4 separate regions of the Homo sapiens genome follow, and all the other regions are linked to region 1. A link is a contact called in ENCODE Hi-C or POLR2A ChIA-PET data. All regions are on one chromosome and are shown on one strand. The core of a region is the stretch at or near the end of the contact, and the rest is flanking DNA. Distances in the headings are between cores, read along the strand shown.

The links. Hi-C counts contacts between places; a loop is a spot of excess contacts on that map. ChIA-PET counts read pairs that join two places held with the same protein, here RNA polymerase II (POLR2A). Pooled maps may share reads with other maps.
Region 2: a pooled map shows a loop between it and region 1 (3-fold over the local background). The contact joins the promoter of PGGHG here to the promoter of LRRC56 in region 1. A Hi-C loop is called at or near these places in 2 of 50 pooled maps. POLR2A ChIA-PET finds 5 or more read pairs at or near these places in 5 of 52 experiments (A673, GM10248, HepG2 and 2 more).
Region 3: a pooled map shows a loop between it and region 1 (12-fold over the local background). The contact joins the promoter of GATD1 here to the promoter of LRRC56 in region 1. A Hi-C loop is called at or near these places in 4 of 37 single-sample maps with no recorded cell type and 9 of 50 pooled maps.
Region 4: a pooled map shows a loop between it and region 1 (2.3-fold over the local background). The contact joins the enhancer-like site here to the promoter of LRRC56 in region 1. A Hi-C loop is called at or near these places in 4 of 168 maps with a recorded cell type or tissue (B cell, mammary epithelial cell and naive thymus-derived CD4-positive, alpha-beta T cell), 17 of 37 single-sample maps with no recorded cell type and 15 of 50 pooled maps. POLR2A ChIA-PET finds 5 or more read pairs at or near these places in 12 of 52 experiments (CD4-positive, alpha-beta memory T cell, CD8-positive, alpha-beta T cell, GM12878 and 8 more).

The regions. Positions count from the first base shown.
Region 1 is chr11:535,799-539,050 of GRCh38, reverse strand. LRRC56 (leucine rich repeat containing 56) reads right to left here and starts at 1,524. Exons shown (of 14, transcript NM_198075.4): 1 at 1,446-1,524; 2 at 191-453. RefSeq lists an enhancer at 2,816-3,252.
Region 2 is chr11:287,876-290,375 of GRCh38, reverse strand. PGGHG (protein-glucosylgalactosylhydroxylysine glucosidase) reads right to left here and starts at 1,250. Exons shown (of 14, transcript NM_025092.5): 1 at 1,137-1,250; 2 at 301-572. The coding sequence starts at 559. RefSeq lists silencers at 1,061-1,120, 1,131-1,660 and enhancers at 1,544-2,073, 2,074-2,500.
Region 3 is chr11:772,622-779,821 of GRCh38, reverse strand. GATD1 (glutamine amidotransferase class 1 domain containing 1) reads left to right here and starts at 2,335. Exons shown (of 8, transcript NM_182612.4): 1 at 2,335-2,423; 2 at 4,680-4,756; 3 at 5,709-5,814; 4 at 6,193-6,300. The coding sequence starts at 2,360. LOC124900301 reads right to left here and starts at 2,244. Exons shown (of 2, transcript XM_047427954.1): 1 at 2,127-2,244; 2 at 1-1,705. It overlaps GATD1-DT (GATD1 divergent transcript), which reads right to left and starts at 2,244. Exons shown (of 2, transcript NR_126343.1): 1 at 2,127-2,244. RefSeq lists silencers at 1,835-1,934, 1,985-2,694, 2,705-2,914.
Region 4 is chr11:706,749-714,206 of GRCh38, reverse strand. It overlaps EPS8L2 (EPS8 signaling adaptor L2), which reads right to left. Exons shown (of 21, transcript NM_022772.4): 2 at 4,756-4,877; 3 at 4,599-4,654; 4 at 3,721-3,785. The coding sequence starts at 4,799. It also overlaps a transcript of DEAF1 not described here. Among named protein-coding and RNA genes, the nearest start is that of EPS8L2, 4.2 kb to the right of the region's middle. RefSeq lists enhancers at 3,571-4,498, 5,426-6,353, 6,354-7,280. Within about 2 kb of position 3,871, at least 13 of the 41 ENCODE cell types and tissues checked have a DNase peak (open chromatin) inside an H3K27ac peak, as active enhancers do.

The DNA.
Region 1 (3,252 bases), core at 275-2,774:
GCCCTGGAATCATGAGCTCCAGGCGTGGAGTGACAAGTGTGCTCGGAGCGTCCAGTGTCCTCCTCCCTGACCACCTTCATGTGTCTTCAGTCTGGACCTGGACTGATCCCCTGACTGCACTCCCCACCCAGCCTTCCCAGATTTATCTTCCTGATGAGACGAGTTCCCTTCGGAGCCCTGTGTGTCTTACTACGTGTTCGGTTGAGGGCCTGCCTCGCCCCAGAGCTGTGGGCTGCACGTGGCCTGCACGTGGCCTGCGTGCTCCTCTGCTGTCCACAGTCGCAGGAGGGGATGCTCAAATATTTGTCGAAGGAATCCGTGAACAGGCAGATGCACATGTAGCCACTTAGAACGTTCTGGCCATGGCTTTTATCTGTTGACCACGTGTGGACACTGAAGATGCATCCTCTCCATCCCGTCTAGAGCTGCCCCTGTGCCAGGCGAGTTGGCCGGCTGTTGACAGAGGTGGTGGGTGGGAGTGTTGGAGCGGGGCAGTGGCTCAGGCTCTGGGTGCCTCACTGGCCTGGTCTGGAAGGTGACCATGCACCAAGGATCAAAGAAGTGAAGCCCAAAGCAGAATCTCATGGAGTTTCCAGCCCAAATCTCCCCCACTGCCTGCCTTTCTCCAGCCAGTGCAAGGCCCCAGGCCTCACAGCAGGACCCCAACACTGCATCCCCCCAAAGACTCTGGCCACCTCCATCCCAGGCCTGCCAGCCTCGAGCCTCATGGAGGGCGTGAGCTGGCGGGGTCACGGGCAGCCCCTGGACACCTATGGGTGACACTAAGGGCTGAGTCAGCTACCCTTGTCTCCTCTGTGCCCAAGAGCCCCAAGCATCAGACTGGTCTGAGCCCCAAGGCCTGGGGGTGCAAGGGGTTGGAGGCTGTGGGATCCAAAGACCCCATTGAACTCCCACCTCAGACACTGCACCTAGTGTTCTCACCCAGGCCTGAACCCATCCACACACTTCACGGCCCTGCTCCCACCCTGTGTCCCCTCTGCAAGCCCCCATGCTCCCCAAATTGGTAACTGGGGGGCCTGTCTCCACACCCCTGCTAGTGCCATTCCCTGGTGGGTAGCCATCACCTCTGGGTCCCCTGCTGCCCTCGCCCCTTCACCATGGGGGCTCGGAAGGCAGAGCCCGCTCCCCTCCTGAGCCCCACCCTGGAACCCTGAGCACCCTGGGTCATTGCCTCTGAGTCTCCCTCAGGGGCAGGGCTTGGGGCCCCTCCTGTCTCCTGACAGGGAGCCCTTTCAGTGCAGGGCCAGGGGGTGGTGGAGGCAAGGGTCCTCAGGGGACCAGATCTGACATGCGGGGCCATCACTGGGTCCCCGATGGCTGTGCTGCTTCGTCCCCGCGCCCACGCCTCGGCGCAGGTTCCCTCCTGGCACCGGTCATAGGGCGAGGCTTGCGGCTCCCACCCCAAGGGTGCGCTCGGCTCTCACCTGAGGGCTCAGCCTAGGTGTCCGGCCCTGGCAGCTCGGCCCTGGGCGCCCTCCACCTCCAGGCGCTGTCTCCTACTCCAGGCTGTTCTTCCGGCCGCCGCGGGGTTGCGGCCTGGGCGCCATAGCAACGGGAGCCAGGCCTCATTTGAATACGCAAATATTTATAAGTCGCCGGGGGCTCGGGTTCCGTGCGGCTGAGCCACGCCCCTTAGCAACGGTCGCTAGGGCGGGGCCACGTGGACTGGCACGTGCGTGGGCGCCCCTGCTGCGGGCGATCCCAGGGGAAGGTGACGCGCCACCAACTCGAGTTGGGTGGGCGCAGGCGCGTCAGGTGCCAGCTTCCTGCGGCTCCGTGCCTGGGCCGTCGCGATGCACGTGTCGCGTTTCCTCGCGATCCTGGCGCTTCCCACGCGGGGCGGGTAAAGGCGGTCTCTGCTGGAGGCTCGCGCCCACCTTTCCCAGGTGGAAGGGTCGCCCCTGGGGCCGAGGCCTGCCGTCCTGACCTTCGGTTGGAAGTGAGGCCGACGGCAAAAGGAAGCACCGGGGGAAGCGCCCCCGAGGACCAGGAAACACACACCGGACGCCGGAGCGCACCCGAGTGCCCGGCCCGCGGGACACGCTGCCGCCCGCCGTCCAGTCGCCGCTTCTCACTCGCGTTCATGCGTGTCCGCCCCGAGCCGAGCTCTGACTGCGACCGCGCGGTGGACGGACGGCAGGCGGGACCCCCGGGACCGCACGTGGGTGGAGCCCCGGGTCAGCAGCGACCGGCGCAGGAGGGCGAGGCGGGCGCTGGACTGGGCAGAGGCAGGGTTTGCCTGACTGTAAAACGCCTTTTTTGTTTTGAGACGAAGTAGCGCTCTGTTGCCCAGTGCAGTGGCGCGATTTCGGCTCACCGCAACATCCGCCTCCCGGGTTCCAGCGATTCTCCTGCCTCAGCCTCCCGAGTAGCTGGGACTACAGGCGCGCGCCACTGCAGCCGACTAATTTTTTGTGTTTTTAGTAGAGACAGGGTTTCATCATGTTGGCCAGGCTGGTCTTGAACTCCTGACCTCAAGTAATCCACCCGCTTAGGCCTCCCGAAGTGCTGGGATTATAGGCGTGAGCCACCGCGCCCGGCCCTTTTTGTTTTTTAATGAGGATGTATTTCTGATTCCTTTGCAATTTTAAAAAATGTTAAAAACATGTCTTTTTGGGTTTGAAAGAGCTAGGATGTGCGTCTATGTGCTTGGGGTGAGCCCTGGGCACTTCGCTCCCCTGTGGCAACTTGTGGGTACGGTTTAACTGGACCACGCTGAGCTTCTGCAGCGTTGGAACCTCAAGTTTGGGGGGACTGGGCGGGCAGGGTCGCCTGCCACGCAGGCCCGAGAAAGAGGAGAGTGGTGGAGGGGGCGTTCTCACGCCTGGCCCCAGGGCACACGGCTGCGCCCGCCGCCCGGAACCCCACCGGGGCTGCAAGCGTCCTCGGGGTGGGTTGCGGTGGGAGTAGGGGAGCTGGGGTGCGTGGTGGTAGGTGGGGTGCGCGGCCGCTCCACCTGCGCGGAAGGGCAGCCGGGCAACCGGACCCCGCGGCCACCCGGGGGCCCCCAGCTCCGAGCATCCCGCCTTGGTCCCGGCGGATCCCAGCCTTTCCCCAGCCCGTAGCCCCGGGACCTCCGCGGTGGGCGGCGCCGCGCTGCCGGCGCAGGGAGGGCCTCTGGTGCACCGGCACCGCTGAGTCGGGTTCTCTCGCCGGCCTGTTCCCGGGAGAGCCCGGGGCCCTGCTCGGAGATGCCGCCCCGGGCCCCCAGACACCGGCTCCCTGGCCTTC
Region 2 (2,500 bases), core at 1-2,500, 250 kb after region 1:
GCGAAGGCAGGTGGGTTGCCAAGCTATGGCCTCTCTGGGGCAGGAGTGGACCACCCGACCGCTGCCTCTCCCCACAATGAGGCGGATCCCTCTGGGCCCTCGGCTGCTCGTTCCCGCTACAGCTGCACAGGAGGCCTCCAGGTGGAGGGAAGGGGGGACCCTGCGGGCCTCTGGGGCCTCCTGTCTTAGTGAGACTTCCTGTGTAAACTCAGGAGGTGCTGGTGGGATTCGATGCTGTGGTTGCCCCACCGACCTGGAACAATGCCTGGGGCAGGGGTGAGGCAGGCCAGGTGGCGCTACCTGTGTTGGTGTCCAGGGCGAAGGTCTCGGTCAGCTGCTCCCCCATCCCTGCAGGGGCCTCCAGCCGGACGTTGAGGGGGCTGGGCAGCATGGCCCGGTGCGTGTCCCCGCCAGCCCCATTGTACACGCCGCTCACGTGCAGCGTGTCGTGAAACACTCGTGTGCCCAGGTATGCGTTGGTCACAGTGGCCAAGAGACGGGGGTCACTGGGCAGAGAGTGGGCAGCAAACGTGGTGGGGTCCTCGCCGGCGTCCTCCATGGAGCTGCTGGGCCTGAGCGGCCTGATGGGGTGTCAGGGGCCGCGGGACTGGCTGGGCCTCCCTCTTGAGACCGTCTGTAATCCCCTGAAGCCTCCCTCAGAACTGGGGGGAGTTGCGGAACCAGCTGGGCAGCCCCGATTTTCCTGAGGCCCCTCCTAGACGGGGCCTCGCAGGAAAGGAGCTCGACTCTCAGAGGGGCTCAGACCCCAAAGGTTGATCTCCAGGAACCCAGCTGAGCCCCTGAGTGTGTCTCTCCCTCCTGCTACCTTAGAATTCCAGTCCTAACCCTGCTTTCCAAACGCACCCCCCACAACCCCGGTCTTGCCCCCACCCTCTGTGGTCGGGACCTGCGTCTGTTGGTGGCACGTGGGGGCGGGCGTGTGTGGAGGGTGGGGGGAGCGCTGGGCGGGATGGGGGAGGGAGTCCGGGGCTGCCGGGGCGCCGGGCGGGTGGGGGTCTCGGGGGTGTAGGCGGCTGGGGCAGGCGCGGGTGGGGGAGGGAGGATGGGGCGACCGGGGGCTGGGGGGACGGGCCGGGGCGGCCGGGAGCTGCGGGGCGGGGGCCTCTGGGACTCACCGCAGCCCCACCCGGTCGCCGGGCGCCAGCGTGGGAACCTGTGTCCCTCTGCTCCACGCCAGGGCCGGGAGGAAGGAGGAGCCGCCCGGCTGCCGCGCCACCAGGAAGGTCCGCGGTCCCCGCCCCGAGGGCCCGGGCGGTCGCTGGGAGGCGGGGGCGGTCCCTGGGCGGCGGGGGCGGTCGCTGGGCCGGGCCCGGGGGCGGGACGTGGACTCGCGGCCGCGGCCCCGGCTCCCCTCGGTCCCCGCTGGCAGCGGCCGCGTGGGTCGCGTCCGGGGGCCTGGCGTTCCCTGCACGAAGCGCCCTGAGTGAGCAAAGCTCGAGCCTGGACCCCGAGCTGCGTCCCGGGGCGGCTGTGGGTGGGGCCCGCGGGCCGGGGGTTCCCTCCCGCGCCTCCTCCCTCCGCCCGCGCCCCCGGCCGCCTCCACCTGGGTCCTCGCCTCGCTGTCGCCCGAGGGCTCGGGGGCGCTCCGAGGCCAGCGAGACTCCAGCCCCAGCCGGCGCCCGGGTTCTCGACACCGTCCGGAGAAAGAACTCGGGGTCGGGTCAGAAGGAAGCGAGAGGCTGGAAGCGAAGCGAAGGCACAGACCCGCCGCGCTCGGCGGAGCTTGGGTTTCCTCCCTGGGGGGCGGAATGATCTTTAGGGATTCTGGAAACGAAGGGGACTTCAGGGAACCCCGGCCCCCGCCGCGCCTGCCCCTTCTCCCTTATTGGGCGTTTTGCCGGGAAGGCTCATGGACGTCTCACTCGCACGGGTGTTTGGCCGTTTTCTCGCTCTCGTTTTGGGTTTTCTGTTAAACTGCGGTCCCTTTGCCTCGGTCCTGGTGCAGCTGCTGCTTGGGTTTTCCATCCTCCTGAGACCACCGGTGCAATTCCCAATTCCCATCTCAACGCCACCGCCCACCCGGACGCCGCTGGGCTCAGCCCTGGGCCCGCTCGTCCCGGTATCTCACGCTCCCTGACCCGGCCTCAATGTCCTGACCACTCGGTGCAGCCGGAGACGCCGGGGTCCAGCACGTGCTCGGAAGCCTGCTGCTCCCACAGGGTCCCCAGCACAGGTGAGGACGACTCCGCCCGTCCCGCTGCCCAGGCCGTGAGCCCCGGTTTCTCTCTGTCACCCACACAGCATCCAACCTATGGACAGGTCCTGTGGCTCCACCTCCAACACGCCGTGGGCCCACACCTCCTCCTGGAGTGGCTCAGTCGCTCCCAACTTACGCCTTTGTTGAGAACAGAACCCCCACAACATTTAAGGCAGGCCCTGCACTCTGCCCAGAAGGCAGCCATGGCGCCCAACTCACGGAGGACGATCCAAAAGCGCTCCTCACGCAAGCTCCACCCGGCGCAAACCCCCTCCTGCAACT
Region 3 (7,200 bases), core at 1,086-3,585, 240 kb before region 1:
CACCTGGGGGCACCCACACTCCAGGGCTCAGCAGTGAGGGTACAAGGGTGATCTTGCCCACAGGAGACTCGGGACGCCTAGGAACTTCGGGTGCGGTTCCTGCCTCCTGGCTGGCTGCTGCCCTTGGGCTGATGCTATGGCTTGCTGGTGGGGCCCTGGCTGGCCACCCTGACTCCGAATGCCATGAGGGACATGCACTTTCCCAGGATTGGCTGTGCCGGGAACCAGCGATGCCCACACACAGACATGACACCTTGGACTACGGTGGGGACCCAAGGGTACACTAGGGGGCACACCACCTGTGGACACAGGTGCACACACACGCATTAGACTTGCCGCCAGCGTGAGGGCCAAGCCTGGCTTCCAGCTTCCTCCTCCATACTGCTGTTCTAACTTGGGGGAGGGGAAGAGGAATGGGGAGGGGGCTGCTGCAGACTCAGCCCTGCACCTGTGGCTGGTCCAGCTCAGCTCCATCAGGGACACCTTGGGGCCAGTGCAGGTGGGGCTGGGCAAGCAGGTAGACCTGCTCCAACCTGCCCCTCCTGCTCCCGGGTTTGAGGCCCACAGTGTGTGTCTGTGGGGGACAAGATCCTGTGCAGATCCAGAAAGCTCTCCAAGCGGCTAGGCCCAGCCTGTGGTGTGACCGCAGGCCTGCGAGGCTTCAGACACCTCCATCCACTAACACCCCCACCCACCTAACACTGGACACTCACTCAGCTCCGTCCTCTGCTCCCTAACCCAACTCTCGGCCTTGCCTGTACCAGGAGCTCCCAGCTCCCACTTCCCCTGTGGTGGGAGGGCTCTGTGTCAGGTGAGGCAGGGTGCACTGCTTGTCTGACGGGGGTCAGGGACCCTTCTCCAGGCTGGGCCAGGGGGAGCCAGAGGCCAGTGGCTTTTTTTTTTTTTTGAGAAGGAGTCTCAATCTGTCGCCCAGGCTGGAGTGCAGTGGCGCAATCTTGGTTCATTGCAACCTCTGCCCCCGCTGGGTTCACGTGATTCTCCCGCCTCAGCCTCCCAAGTAGCTTGGATGACAGGTGCTGCCACTGCTAATTTTTGTATTTTTCTTAGTAGAGACGGGGTTTCACCATCTTGGCCAGGCTGGTCTTGAACTCCTGACCTCGTGATCCACCCGCCTGGGCCTCCCAAAGTGTTGGGATAACAAGCGTGAGCCACCGCGCCCGGCGGAGGCCAGTGGTTTTCAGGGGGTGTGACCCACAGAATTCCTCACCTTGGCTGTTCCCAACCATGACGGTTCCCCTGGTTGGAGCAGAGGCTTGGTGGGACCTTCATACTGGCAGCAGGGGGCCAGGGACCTGGGCGGCCCGCTCGCCTGCTGGCTCTGTCTCAAGCGCCCTTTTGGCCTCAAAGGGTGCCTGCCTGTCTGCCAACCACTCCACGTGGTCTCACCCCCTCCAACTACAGTCTAAGGAAAAACTGCTTCAGGCCAGGCGCGGTGGCTCACGCCTGTAGTCCTCGCACTTTGGGAGGCCAAGGCAGGCAGATCGCTTTAGATCAGGAGTTCGAGACCAGCTTGGACAACACAGTGAGACCCCCTCTCTACCCAAAACACAAAAAAATTAGCTGGGCGTGGTGGAGTGTGCACCTGGGGTCCCGGTTGCTCAACAGGCTGAGGTGGGAGGATCGCTTGAACACGGTAGGCAGACGCTGTAGTGAGCCGAGATCACGCCACTGCACTCCAGAGGCCCTGTCTCAAAAAAAAAAAAAAAAAAAGAAAAACTGCTTCAATTCTCCTCACCAAAGCCAGCACGCCCGAGGTGTCCCCATCTCAGGAAGTGACACTCCGTCCTCCCAGGAGCTCAGCCCGACGCCCCACAACCCTGCAGGCCTCCCCGCGACGCCCCCGTCCTGGGCCGGCGGAGCCCACCCCGCCTCCTGGACCCCGCCGTCCCCCTCCTAGTCTCCGGGGACACCCGGAGCTTCTGACCCCGCAGCCCCCCGGTCTCCCCTGCTCCTCGGGTGTGGCCACCGGAACACCACGGGCACCTTCGCGCCCCGACACCGCCGCCTGGCTCTGCTGATGCCCGCGCCCCCACCCCAGGCCAAGAGCCCTACCCCGCGCGCGCTCAGACTGCGCATGCGGCCGGGGAGGACCCTCGCGACCCTACCTATTGGCCCCTGCCAGGCTCGGATGCCGAACCCGCCGGGGCCAAAGCAGGCGCGACCTGCGACCGCCCGGGCGCGCGGAGCGGCGGGCAGCCCAGCCGACCCGGACCGGGTACGAACGCGCAGGCGCCCAGTCCCACCCGGCTCCGCCCCCGGCCGCCAGGGCACGTGACCCGCGAACTCCCGGGCGCGCCCAGACGCCGCGCACGCGCAGACCCAGCGCCGAGCCCGAGCCATGGCGTCCGAGCGGCTCCCTAACAGGCCCGCCTGTCTGCTCGTGGCCAGCGGCGCCGCCGAAGGTGAGGCCCGGCGGCCGGGGCCAGTGTCCGAAGAGCGTCCGCGAGGGGGCTGCCCGGGGCGGGAGGTTCGGGACACGGTGGGCGCGCGTCACGTGGCGCCGGAGGCCGAGGCCGCTGGGGGCGCCGGGCAGGGGCCGGGGGAGGGCGGAGCGGGGTCGGTGTCGGGATGGAGCTCGGGGCGGGGACGGGGGCGGGGGTGGGGTCGCGGGTTGGTGGGATGGAGCTCGGGGCGGGGTCGGGGGGTCGTGATGGATCCCGGCGCCGCGTCGCTCCTCCGAGTCTCGTCTGCCCGGCGAGGCGGCCCGGGCCCGACGTTTCTAGCGGAGGGAGCCGCGTGCCTGGGCCTGGTCTCTGAGGCCGCTGCGCTGCGAGAGGGGAGCCCGGGTGTGGGGAGGGGCCATTCCGGGAGTTGACCCAGCTCTGAGGTCGGGCGGCCGCGGGGACCCTGACCTTCTGAGCCACCGGCTTCTGAGGAGACCCGGAGCCCCCTCCTGGAGAAGGCGCCCCGCGGCCCCCGTCCTGGGGCAAGGGTACCAGGGCAGTACTGGCCTGGGGCTCACGCGGGTCGGAGCGCAGCGGGGTGCGTCCCCTGGCGCTGAGCCTGCAGGGTCTCAGGGCAGCAGGGGAGGGATGAGCAGCGGAGCACGAGGGTGCCTGGCCTTGTTCTGAGCCTTTTGGAGAGGGAAGTGAGCAGCCCAAGGTCACCGCACCACGGAGAGGTGGGGGCCGGGGTTGCGACCCAGGGGTCTGCCTCTTGAAGTCTGTAGCTCCTCAAGTGTGGACGGGGAGATGGGGCTGTGGGGTTGTGGCGTCACGATGTGCTGAGCTCCAGGGGTCCTGAGTGATGCCCCCAGACTGCGGGTGGGAGGAGCCTCGAGTGGGGTTCAGTCCTGGGGGGGTGGGTTGGGGCTTGTTTCCAGAGCAGGTAGGCGTGAGGAGGTCCGGCATGTTGAGGACGTGGGGTCTTAGCGCCAGCAGGCTGGGGGCAGCACTTCAGGAGGCCGGAAGGGCGGGCAGCTGGGGGAACAGAGCCTGCGGCAGTCTACTGGGCACTTTGTTTTTCCTCGATAAGTGGACATTTTACAGTGAATATGTATTAACTTATATAAGAATGAAGAGTCTGGGCGCAGTGGCTCACGCCTGTAATCCCAGCACTTTGGGAGGCTGAGGCGGGCGGATCACGAGGTCAAGAGATCGAGACCATTCTGGCTAAAACAGTGAAACTCCGTCTCTACTAAAAGTACAAAAATTAGCTGGGCGTGGTGGCACCCTCCTGTAGTCCCAGCTACTCGGGAGGCTGAGGCAGGAGAATTGCTTGAGCCTGGAAGGTGGAGGTTGCAGTGAGCCGAGATCGCACCACTGCACTCCAGCCTGGCGACAGACCGAGACTCCGTCTCAAAAAAAAAAAAAAAAAAAAAAAAAGAATGAAGATAAAAATGAAGCTGAGGGATTGGGCCCCAGAGTTAAAATAAATGTAGAGAGATACAGCTCACGCTACTTTGGAATAAACTTGTAAGTGCTCTCCGGCAGGCAGGGTGGGCGGGGCTGTGTCCTTCCCCTGGTAGGACAGAGGCCCCCAGAGCCTTCTGGATTGGGTGTGGTGTGTTGAGTTTCTTTTTTAAAAGTTTTTTGAGGGGCCGAAGGATGCTAGGAAGAGCTGGCGGGGGAGGGGTATAATCCCAGAACCCTTGTGAGGAAAGGGTCCCTCTGAGCGGCTTCCCTGGAAGGGGTGAGGGGGGGCCAGGACACTTCTGCGTTCTCCATGGTGCCTGAGGGCCTGAGTCCCTGGTGGTTCAGTGAGAGGATGAGCTGAACTCTGTGACCCTCACACCCGGGTTTGCCTTTCAGAAAGGTCTCTCGTGGCTCTGTTAGCACTAGGATGAGGCTGGGGTGTGGGAGTGGCATGGACAGTTGAGGTGGGCTGCATCCTCTCCCAGCTTCTGGCTGAGGCTGGAGGTGACAGTGCCAGGCTGGGGAAAGAGCCCGCCATGGGGGATGCAGGCCCGGGGATGGCCTACCGTTCTGGCAGACCTGGCTGTGCCCCTCTGACTCATGCCTTCCCAGCTTCCTTCTCCTGGACGTGAATGGGTGGCTGGCCCTGCCCCAGGGCTTCAAGTAGTCGTTCTTGGGTGTAGGGGAGAGGGCTGCTCCTCAGCGTGTTCTGGGGTCAGTCGAGGCCATGGGGGTGTCTGGGTAGCCCCCTGAGGCGGGGCACGCTAGTCCTGTCGAGCCCACACTCACTGGGACCTTCTGCAGGTGTGTCGGCCCAGTCCTTCCTCCACTGTTTCACGATGGCCAGCACCGCCTTCAACCTGCAGGTGGCCACCCCTGGGGTAAGTCCAGCCTCTCCTTCCCCACTGGACACTTGGGGTCTGTCTCCACCTCTCCGGGGGCAAGGTCAGGAGACTGCCGCCGCGGCCTGGGAGGAGTGGGGAGCCCCTGCAGTTGGTGGAGGGGTGAAGAGTCTGTAACCAAACCCTGGTGGCGTCCCCCTGTCCCAGTCCCCATTTCCTGGGCTCTGATCCCCCATCTGTGATGAGGGAGACCTTTTCTTTTCCTTTTTTTTTTGAGATGGAGTTTCGCTCTTGTTGCCCAGGCTGGAGTGCGGTGGTGCGATCTCGGCTCACCACAACCTCCGCCTCCCGGGTTCAAGCAGTCCTCCTGCCTCAGCCTCCCGAGTAGCTGGGATTACAGGCATGCGCCACCACGCCCAGCTCATTTTGTATTTTTAGTAGAGATGGGTTTTCACCGTGTTGGCCAGGATGGTCTCGAACTCCCAACCTCAGGTGACCCACCCGCCTCGGCCTCCCAAAGTGCTGGGATTATAGGCGTGAGCCTCTGCACCCAGCCCAAGGGAGACCTTTTTGCTGTGGGTCTGTGCTTCTGCACGTGTGTGAGGAGGAGACCAAGGCGCAGCCCTGGTGTGAGGGGCACATGTTTCCACTGGGAGGAATTCTCCACCCTCTGATCGTGGGGGACCCAGGGATATCAGATGTACATAAGTCATAGTAAGGATGCATTATGTATTTGTCACTGCGGGTTTTTGTTTATTTATTATGTATAAAAATTTTTGGTTGGTGGGTTGGCTAGGAAATAAACCACTGAGGCTGCTGCTGGGACAGGCTCCCCGACCCTGGGAGATCCCGTGAAGGAGGCTGGGTGGTCGGGGGCCTTTGTGCCTCAGGGGGATGCTGTTGGGTCCCTTGTCAGCTTTTTCAGGCTCCCTCTGAGCCGACAGGGATATCCCTGGTGCTGACCCTCGGCCCCTGGGCTCTGCTTCTCCAGGGGAAAGCCATGGAATTTGTGGATGTGACTGAGAGCAATGCACGCTGGGTGCAAGACTTCCGCCTCAAGGCTTACGCCAGCCCCGCCAAGCTCGAGTCCATCGATGGTAGGCCCGGGACCCACTCCTTGGGGGTGGGGTGCCTGGGACCTTGGAGGGTCAAGGGTTCCAGATAGGTTTGGGGTCTTAGTGAGCTCCCTAGCTCAGCCCCTGAAGCCCTGTGACCATTTGGGGCAGCCTCCAGCCCCACATCCTGGGCCCCAGAGTTTCTGAGCCCCTCTGGGGAGGAGAGTTGGTGAGTGTGTGGAGACAGGAAAGTCAGGGGGGCCCTTGGGAGCTGTAGCCCATGGAGGAAAAGGGACAGATGACATCACCAGGCTGGCTGGTCCCTGTGGAGGGTCTGTCCTGGCCACGCACTCGGGCCTGGTCCTGCAGGTAGTCTCACTTTGACATGTGGCTGCTACCTGGTTTGTGGTCTCCCCCCAGGTGCCCGGTACCATGCCCTCCTGATCCCCAGCTGTCCTGGGGCCCTGACCGACCTGGCCAGCAGTGGCTCCCTGGCCCGTATCCTGCAGCACTTCCACTCTGAGAGCAGTAGGTGACCCCTGGGACCCAGGGGAGGGGTTGGATGTGCAGTGTCACAAGAAATGGGTCTCCCACCAGCAGAAGAGAGGTGGGAAGACTCCAGGTAGGCGTTTCTGGATCTCTGGTCAGTGGCCACTGCAGTGGTTGTGGGCAGGAGGCAGGGACTGCCCCTTCCCCCGACACACACAGACTTTGTCGTCTCCTGGTGACCATCTTGCAGGCCTCTGGGTGGGCTCCCGAGGGTGGGTGGCCATGCCCTCCTGAGCAAGGCAGGACACCGGCCTGATTCCTTCTGGGAAAGCCTGGCATCCAGGGCTGGGCTTGGGGCTCAAGGCCAGCAGGGGTGCAGGGAGGAAGGCTGTTTGAGGAGACCTGGCAGCTGCCCCGGCTCCGGGTTGGGCTGTGATGAGTGTGTCCACTGGCCGGGGTGGACAAGCCAGCGCTCTACACAGCACCCTTTGTGTGTTGGAGTGGGGCCGCCGTCCCCAGCATGGCCTGGACAGGCAGCAATTGTTTGTGGCCACCTCAGCCGTGGGAACACACTCAGCCTTTCGGATGGAGCCAGGATGTCCCCACTGCAAGGCACAGGCATTGCCTCAGGCTACCTCCCACCTGCCCAGGGGCGTCCTGTCTAGCCGGGGAGGGGCCTTTCCCACAGTGCCTGCCAGGCTATGCAGTGGGGCTGCCGGGCAGCGTCCTAGGGTTTGGTAAACAGACCTGGAACCTCAGGACCTCCTCTCTGCGTGTGTCTCGGCTGCCAAAACCTGAGATTTGGGCTCTAAACCAGAGCCTAGTCCTGAAGCACCAGCTCCCCCGAGCAGATTCCTGATGCCAGCTGTGCGGGCTGAGCCAGGACACCCGGGTGCTGAGTCCAGTTTCCAGGGAAACCTGGGAGGAGGGGCCAGGCAG
Region 4 (7,458 bases), core at 2,622-5,121, 170 kb before region 1:
ACTTCCACAGTGAATTCCTAATTTACAAAAAATAAAAGAAAACACGGAAGAAATCTCCAGAAATTTGGTCAAAGGATGACTTCTTAGGATGCCAAAAACCCTAAACCATAAAAGAAAAACACATACGAATGGACATCATAAAAATTAATTTCCACTTATCAAACCACAATGATGGAGGCCGGACGCAGTGACTCAGTCCGTCATCCCAGCACTTTGGGAGGCAGGTGGATCACCTGAGGTCAGGCACTGGGGACCAGCCTGGCCAACATAGTGAAAACAGGTGGATCACTTGAGGTCAGGCGTTGGGGACCAGCCTGGCCAACATGGTGAAACCCCATCTGTACTAAAAATACAAAAATTAGGCCAGGCACGGTGGCTCACGCCTGTAATCCCACCACTTTGGGAGGCTGAGGTGGGTGGATCAATTGAGGTCAGGAGTTCAAGACCAGCCTGGCCAACATGGTGAAACCCCATCTCTGCTAAAGATATAAAAAATTAGCTGGGTGTGGTGGTGCGTGCCTGTAATCCCAGGTACTGGGGAGGCTGAGGCAGGAGAATCACTTGAACCCTTGAGGCGGAGGTTGCAGTGAACCAAGATCACGCCACCGCACTCCAGCCTAGGTGACAGGGTGAGACTCTGTCTCAGAGAAAAAAAAATTTAGCCAGGCGTGGTGGCGGGCGCCTGTAGTCCCAGCTACTCAGGAGGCTGAGGCAGGAGAATGGTTTGAACCTGGGAGGCAGAGGTTGCAGTGAGCTGAGATCGCGCCATTGCACTCCAGCCTGGGTGACAGAGCGAGACTCCGTCTCAAACACACAAACAAACAGAAACTGTGGTGATGAAGGCAGGCAGGTGTTGCCAGAGGTTGGGGGTAGCCACCAAGGTCGGGGATTCACAGGTTTGGAGTGATGGGGCTGATGGGTCGACTATGGTGGCAACAGAACCACACCCCCACGTACACATGGCTTTTACTGTGTGATAACTTAGAAAAAAGCAAACCATGGACCCGGGCTCAGGTGCCCCCCACCCACTGTCAGGGCCAATCTGATCCGGCCCCCACCTGGCTGGAGAGACTTCCCACCAGACTCTCACCCTCTCTCTGGTCCCCAGTGTCCTCATCGGGGAGAGGCAGGAAAGCCCCACCCACCCTCCACTCCTCACTCTGTTGGCCTCTGGGCAGACGAGGCTCCTGCTGGCTGGGGGCCAGGCCAGGCCAGCTGGGGCCAAAGTCCAGGAGCCAGGCTGAGAGGCCCCAGGCTCCTCCCGAAGAGGGCAGAGTCCCTGAGAAAGGTGGTGGAGCTGCCCAGGAAGAGGGGACTAAAGTGAACTCGGCCACTGCTCTGTGCCTTCCCCTGGACACTGAGCTGGCCGAAGTCACCAGCCTGGCTGTATGCAGGGTCTAGCTGCCCAGGCTGCTGGGAGGGCCCTGGTCACCCAAAACAGCCCGATTCAAGAGCTCAGGGACTCCTGATGGCTCTTTGGACCCATTGTACAGACGAGGAAACTGAGGCTCAAAGAGTAGTGACCTGTCTCACCTCTGCAGGTGTGGAGGACAGCAAGGGGGAACCAGGGGGCATTTTGGGCCCCCAGCCAGGGCTGTTTGTGGCAGAAAGGACTGGTCCTGCAGGAGGACCCAGCTCCAGGCTCCCTCACCCTCCCTCCTTTTCCTAGTCCTGTAGGCTTGGACCACAACCGGAAGCCCAGCTCGCACCCAGGCTTGGACGACAACCGGGAGCCCAGCTCGCACCCAGGCTTGGACGACAACCGGGAGCCCAGCTCGCACCCAGGCTTGGACGACAACCGGGAGCCCAGCTCGCACCCAGGCTTGGACCACAACCGGGAGCCCAGCTCGCACCCAGGCTTGGACCACAACCGGGAGCCCAGCTCGTACCCAGGCGCAGGGGCCTTTTTTTTTTTCCTTTTGAGATGGAGTCTCGCCCTGTCCCCCAGGCTGGAGTGCAGTGGCGCAATCCCGGCTCACTGCAACCTCCATTTCCCGGGTTCTAGTGATTCTCCTGTCTCAGCTTCCCAAGTAGCTGGGACTACAGGCTCCCACCACCACGTCCAGCTAAGTTTTGTAGTTTTAGTAGAGATGGGGTTTCACCATGTTGGTCAGGCTGGTCTCGAACTCCTGACGTCAGGTGATCCACCCGCCTCGGCCTCCCAAAGTGCTGGGATTACAGGTATGAACAACCGCGCCTGGTCCCTTTTTTTTTTCTCTTTTTTGAGATGGAGTCTCGCTCTGTTGCCCATGCTGGAGTGCAGTGGTGTGATCTCGGCTCACTGCAACCTCCGCCTCCTGGGTTCCAGTGATTCTCCTGCCTCAGCCTCCCGAGTAGCTGGGATTATAGGTATGCACCACGACGCCTGGCTAATTTTGTATTTTCAGTAGACATGAGGTTTTGCCATGTTGGTCAGGCTGGTCTCAAACTCCTAACCTCAGATGATCCACTCACCTCAGCCTCCCAAAGTGCTGGGATTACAGGCGTGAGCCACCGCGCCTGGCCTAAGACTCTGTTGCCCAGGCTGCTGGAGGGCCGTGGTGGGATCCTCCTGCCTGAGCCTCCCAAGTAGCTGGACTACGAGCTCACACTACCAGGCCTGGCTAGGAGGGGGGAGGATTGCTTGAGCCTAGGAGTTTGAGACCAGCCTGGGCAACATAGGGAGACTTCCATCTCCACAAAAAAATAAAATAATTAGATGGGCATGGTGGGGCCAGCCTGTAGGCCCAGCTACTGGGGAGGCTGAGGTGAGGGGATCACTTGAGTCCAGGAGGCGGAGGCTGTAGTGAGCCAAGATCGCACCACTGCACTCCAGCCTGGGCACCTGGGTGACAGAGCTAGACCCTGTCTCAAAATGAAAGAAAGAAAAGAAAAGAGAGAGACAGAGAGAGAGAGAAAGAAAGGAAGAAAAAAAGACACACACACACACACACACACGCACGCACGCACACACGCACACACGCACACAAAACCCCCCAAAAAAACATTTCCTGAGTTCTCCGTGTCAATGAAACTGACCTAGGAGAACAGAAAAGCCCTCAGGGCTGGCGGCTGGTCCGGCGCGTGCAGGCAGCCCCGTCTGAGCCCTGAGAAGCAGCCCGGGCCTCCCTGAATCCCCCATCAAGGGCGTCTTTGTTCTGCCTGCTCCCTCCCGATACAGTTCCTCGTTTTGGGGCCAGGATGATCATCTCCTCCAGGGGCTCTTCCCATCCAGGGCTGGGCAGCAGCCACAGTGTTTTCCCGGCACACCCTGGGCTGCCTCACCCCCCAGGCCGCGAGTTCCCAGGACTGGAACCAGAGGGGCGCTTTCCCCGGCCCCGTGGCTGAGCCCGGGACAGTGTGGGCAGTTCTGGCTCTGGCCTCCCCCGGCCCCGTGGGTGTCAGAAGCTGGGCTGACCACTCTCCCTGGAGCTTTCCTCCCTTCCTCCCTTCCTCCCTTTCTCTCTTTCTCTCTTTCTCTCTTTCGTTTTGAGACAGGGTCTAGCTCTGTCACCCAGGTGCCCAGGCTGGAGTGCAGTGGTGCGATCTTGGCTCACTACAGCCTCCGCCTCCCGGGCTCAAGTGACCCCCTCGCCTCAGCCTCCCCAGTAGCAGGGCCTACAGGCCGGCACCACCATGCCCGTCTAATTATTTTATTTTTTGTGGAGACGAGAACCTGAGGACAGCCATGTCCTGAGGGTGCTCCCTGGGGGCGGAGCCTACCTGGGGGCGGGGCCTTACCTGGACGTGGTACTGCGAGGTCTCGTGCATGATGACGTTGGAGTTGGAATACTTCTTCCTCTGCTCTGAACCGGGAGACACCAGTCACTCCCCCGACGGGCAGGACCCACAGCCTCCCGTCCAGTTGGGACTGGACCCACAAGGGAAGGTGGAGTCAAGCGGAGGGAGGCTGCTCCGTGGACCTCTTGGCCACCAGGAAGGATGTGGGTGTGAAATCAGGACCTGCAGGAAGCCCCCTCCCTCCCTCCAGGGAAGCCCCCTTGGAGAAGGACGCAGCTCGGAGAAGGCGATGGGCTTGCTCTGAGTGGAGTGGGGACCAGCAGCCTGTGCCCGGGGGGTTTCTGTCCCGGAGGGTGAGGGGACAGGAAGGGGGTCCCAGCCCGGCTTCTTCCCACTCTGAGAGCTGCCAGCTTCACTCTCCCTGCCCTCCCAGGTCTTCTCGCTTTCCAGACTAGGCACCTTGTCCAAAGACATAAGTGAAGGGTGCATCTAGCTAGCGAGAGGGCAGGGTCGTCTCTGGGGAAGGGCAGAGTGGGGGGAGGTGGGGGCTGGCCAGGCCCCCCTCCTGGAGCAGACACCTGGCGGCTTATCCTGCCTGAACCTCGCTGTGATCAGGTTACAGCAATGAGTGCAGCGGAATCAATATTGATGCTCCCTGAATTATTAGTAAAGGCCTCTCCCCTTACGGGTGTGGGGGAGGGGATCCAGTGGCCAGGAGCTTTCGGAAGGTTGATTAGGGTCCAGAGGCCTCCCTGGGCACCCGGAGATCCCCTGGGCCAGACCAGGCACAGCTGTGGGGCAGGAGCAGCTGTCCCCCACCTGGATGCAGTGCCCATTTCTCCCCTGTGACGTCCAGCCCGTTCTCAAACCTCACTCACCAAACAGGTCCTTGGGGCTCATCTTGGCCACACCGTCGGACCGGCCCAGGCTGCCACTGCAGGGGAGGGGCTGTCAGGGCAGGGCCAAACTGCACCCCTCCCTGGGGACTGTTCAGAGGGTGAGGGTGGGGTATTCGGGATGGGTGGGAGGGCTCACTTGGTGGCACCCGGGCAGCAGCTCACGGCCCCGGACTGGCTCATGGTGTCTTGGGTGGCGGCCAGCGGGAGAAGGGCAGACCTCAGTGTGGCCCCGGTCTGAGGCCAGTGCCTGTCCCACACCTGGGTGGACAGAAGGGCTGCGCTGACACTTCCTCCGGCCTGGCTGGTTCCTCCCCTCCTTCCCTGGGCCAGATCCCTGACTGGCCTGGCCTGGGTGGGGGTCCCTTGGGGGGCAGAGCCCCTGCCCGACATCCCAGTTGGCCCCACGTCCCAGTTGGCCCCACGTCCCAGTTGACAGTCGATCAGCCTCGTCATGCCTCAGACCCTAGGTGCTCCACAGGGACCCCCCAGAGGCTGACTGGGAGGCTCTGACAAGGGCCCTGGGGGCAGAAGGCGCCTTCCAAGCTGGGCAGCATGGAGTTTAAGGCCCTGGTGCTGTGGGGAGGGGGGTGGGATGGGTAAGGGGAGGGGGATGAGGTGGGAGTGTGGGGGGAGGGGGGTGCGGTGGGGGTTGGGGGAGGGCGGGTGGGAGCTGCAGGATGGCAGGAGAGGTGAGGCTGGAGTTGGGGTAGGTCCTGAAGTCCAGAGGGAGCCCGGCTCTAGCCGCCACTCCTGCCCCACCCCAGGCCTGCACCCCAAGGGGCTCCTGCACCCACATGTGGACTTGCCACCCACACATGCCACCTCTGTCCAGGCCCCAGCAAAGAGGCTGGCCCTTGGCTCTTTCCTGGGCCTGGGAGACCTGGCAGGGAAGAGGCTGTGCGGGCAGGAAACCCTGGGGTCCCCGGGGTGCAGTGTTTCCTCACCTCGAGGGCAGGGATGCGGCCAGGTGGCCAGCGCAGAACCCCTGGCAGCAGCCAAGCCTAGGGGAGGGACTGGAGGGCAGGTGTGGTGGGGGCTGAGACTGGGAGCCAGTCCAGTGGCCCCAACACACAGTATCACTGCCCCTCCAACGAGGTAGGGTGGCTATGGGGCAGGTGCCTCTGGCCTCCCCCAGGGGCAGAATCCTCAGAGCCTGTCTCTGGGCTCCTAGTGCTGACCTCTTCCCCGAGCATTTTGGGGAAACTAAGGCCCAGCCGCCAGGGCAGACAGGTGGGTCTGATTTGGGCTGGACCCTAGGGGCTTCCCGGGGGGATGGACAGAGCCTGATGGCCCTGAACCAGGCTGACTTGTCCCAAGGGGACTATGCCCTGTGGGGACCTGGCTGTTCTGTGGCTCTGTGATCAGCTCCCCACAGGTCCACACCATCTGCCTCCTGCCAGGGCTGCAGGGCTGTCCCCTGTGGCTTCAGAGTTTGGGTCTGCCACGGTGGGGGTCACCAGCCACTGCTGTTGGTATGGAGGGTCAAGGGAGTGGCTCGGAGCACCCGGGACTTTCTGGTTTGACCAGGTCTGGCCTAGTGGGAGGGTCTGGGAGGCCCGGGGGCACTGCCGCTGACATGAGGGGCTGGGTGCACCAGGGGGTATGGCCACTTCCTCCATCCATCTATCCGTGGAGAATGTCTGGAATGTTCACGGGCTCAGTGGCGAGCCTGAGTGTTTGCTTAATGGGATTCCTGGCGGGCTCCACCAAGGGCGCCAGGCACGTGTGTCCAGGCACACACCTGGGCGAGACACCAACGCACCCTTGCAGACTCAGGCCTGGGGGCACGCAAACATGGAGGGCTGTGACACGCGACCCCCCTGGGGAAGGCCAGGTTCCTGGCCTTCGGTTGCCTGCAGGGCATCGGGGACCTCAGGCCCAGGCAGGGCCGGGCAGCAGTGGGGTGGGTCCAGGTGTGGTGTCTGGGTCTGAAGCACATGGGTATGGGGCTGCCTCCTGCCCTGTGGGAGCCCCGCCCCCCTGGGGAGGCTTCTTTGGCCCACTGGTGGTGGGGACGAAGCCCTGGAGGCCCAGGCTGCACTTTGTACTGTGGTCATTTTCCCGGTGTGAAGTGAGGCAGAGCGGGGTGCCCGGTCAGTCGGGCTGTGGAGGGGAGGAGGTCCCAGCAGGGCAGGAGGGTAGAGGGACGGGCTCCAAGTTCAAGTTCCAGCTCCACATGCTGAGTGACCTTGGGGAGGGGTCAGCTGAGTCACAGGGGCTCCAGGCTGCCCTCATAGGCGCTGGGTGGGGCCCTGGAATGGGGAGGCCCCTCAGGCCCTGGCCCTGTCCTTGTTTGGAAGCTATGGCTTGAGGGAGGAAGGGATAAGCTGGGGAAGCTGAGGGTGGGAAAGGAGACCGAGGCAGGCGGAGAAGGCCCGGTGGGAGAGCTATGCCAACAAGGCCTGGGTGCTAAGCAGGCCCGGGAGAGGCTGGGACCCAGGAGGGGCCGCGAGGGGAGGAGGGGCCGCGAGGGGAGGGGCCGCCGCCAGCTGGGCCTGCCTCCCAGCACAGCCGACCCAGGACTGAGCACGGGGTGGGTGGGGGCAGAGGTCCGGGCATGCCCGGCCCTGCCTCCCCCTCCCCTGCCACCAGGGACACCCCGCAGCAAGGGGCAACGCCAGGCAGCTGGACGCAGGGACCAGGAATCTAGGATGGCTGAAGTTCGCGTGCCCACAGGCTCCTGCCAGCCCACCCTCCTGCCTCTCCTGGCAGGGCCTCTGCAGCCCCTGTCCCAGCCTCCCCTCCTCCCTGAAACTCCCACCCCCAACCCTGACCTGGAGACTGACCCAGCTGGTGCTTCCCGGCCACTGGTTTCCTTCTGGGCTCCGACACCCAGGAA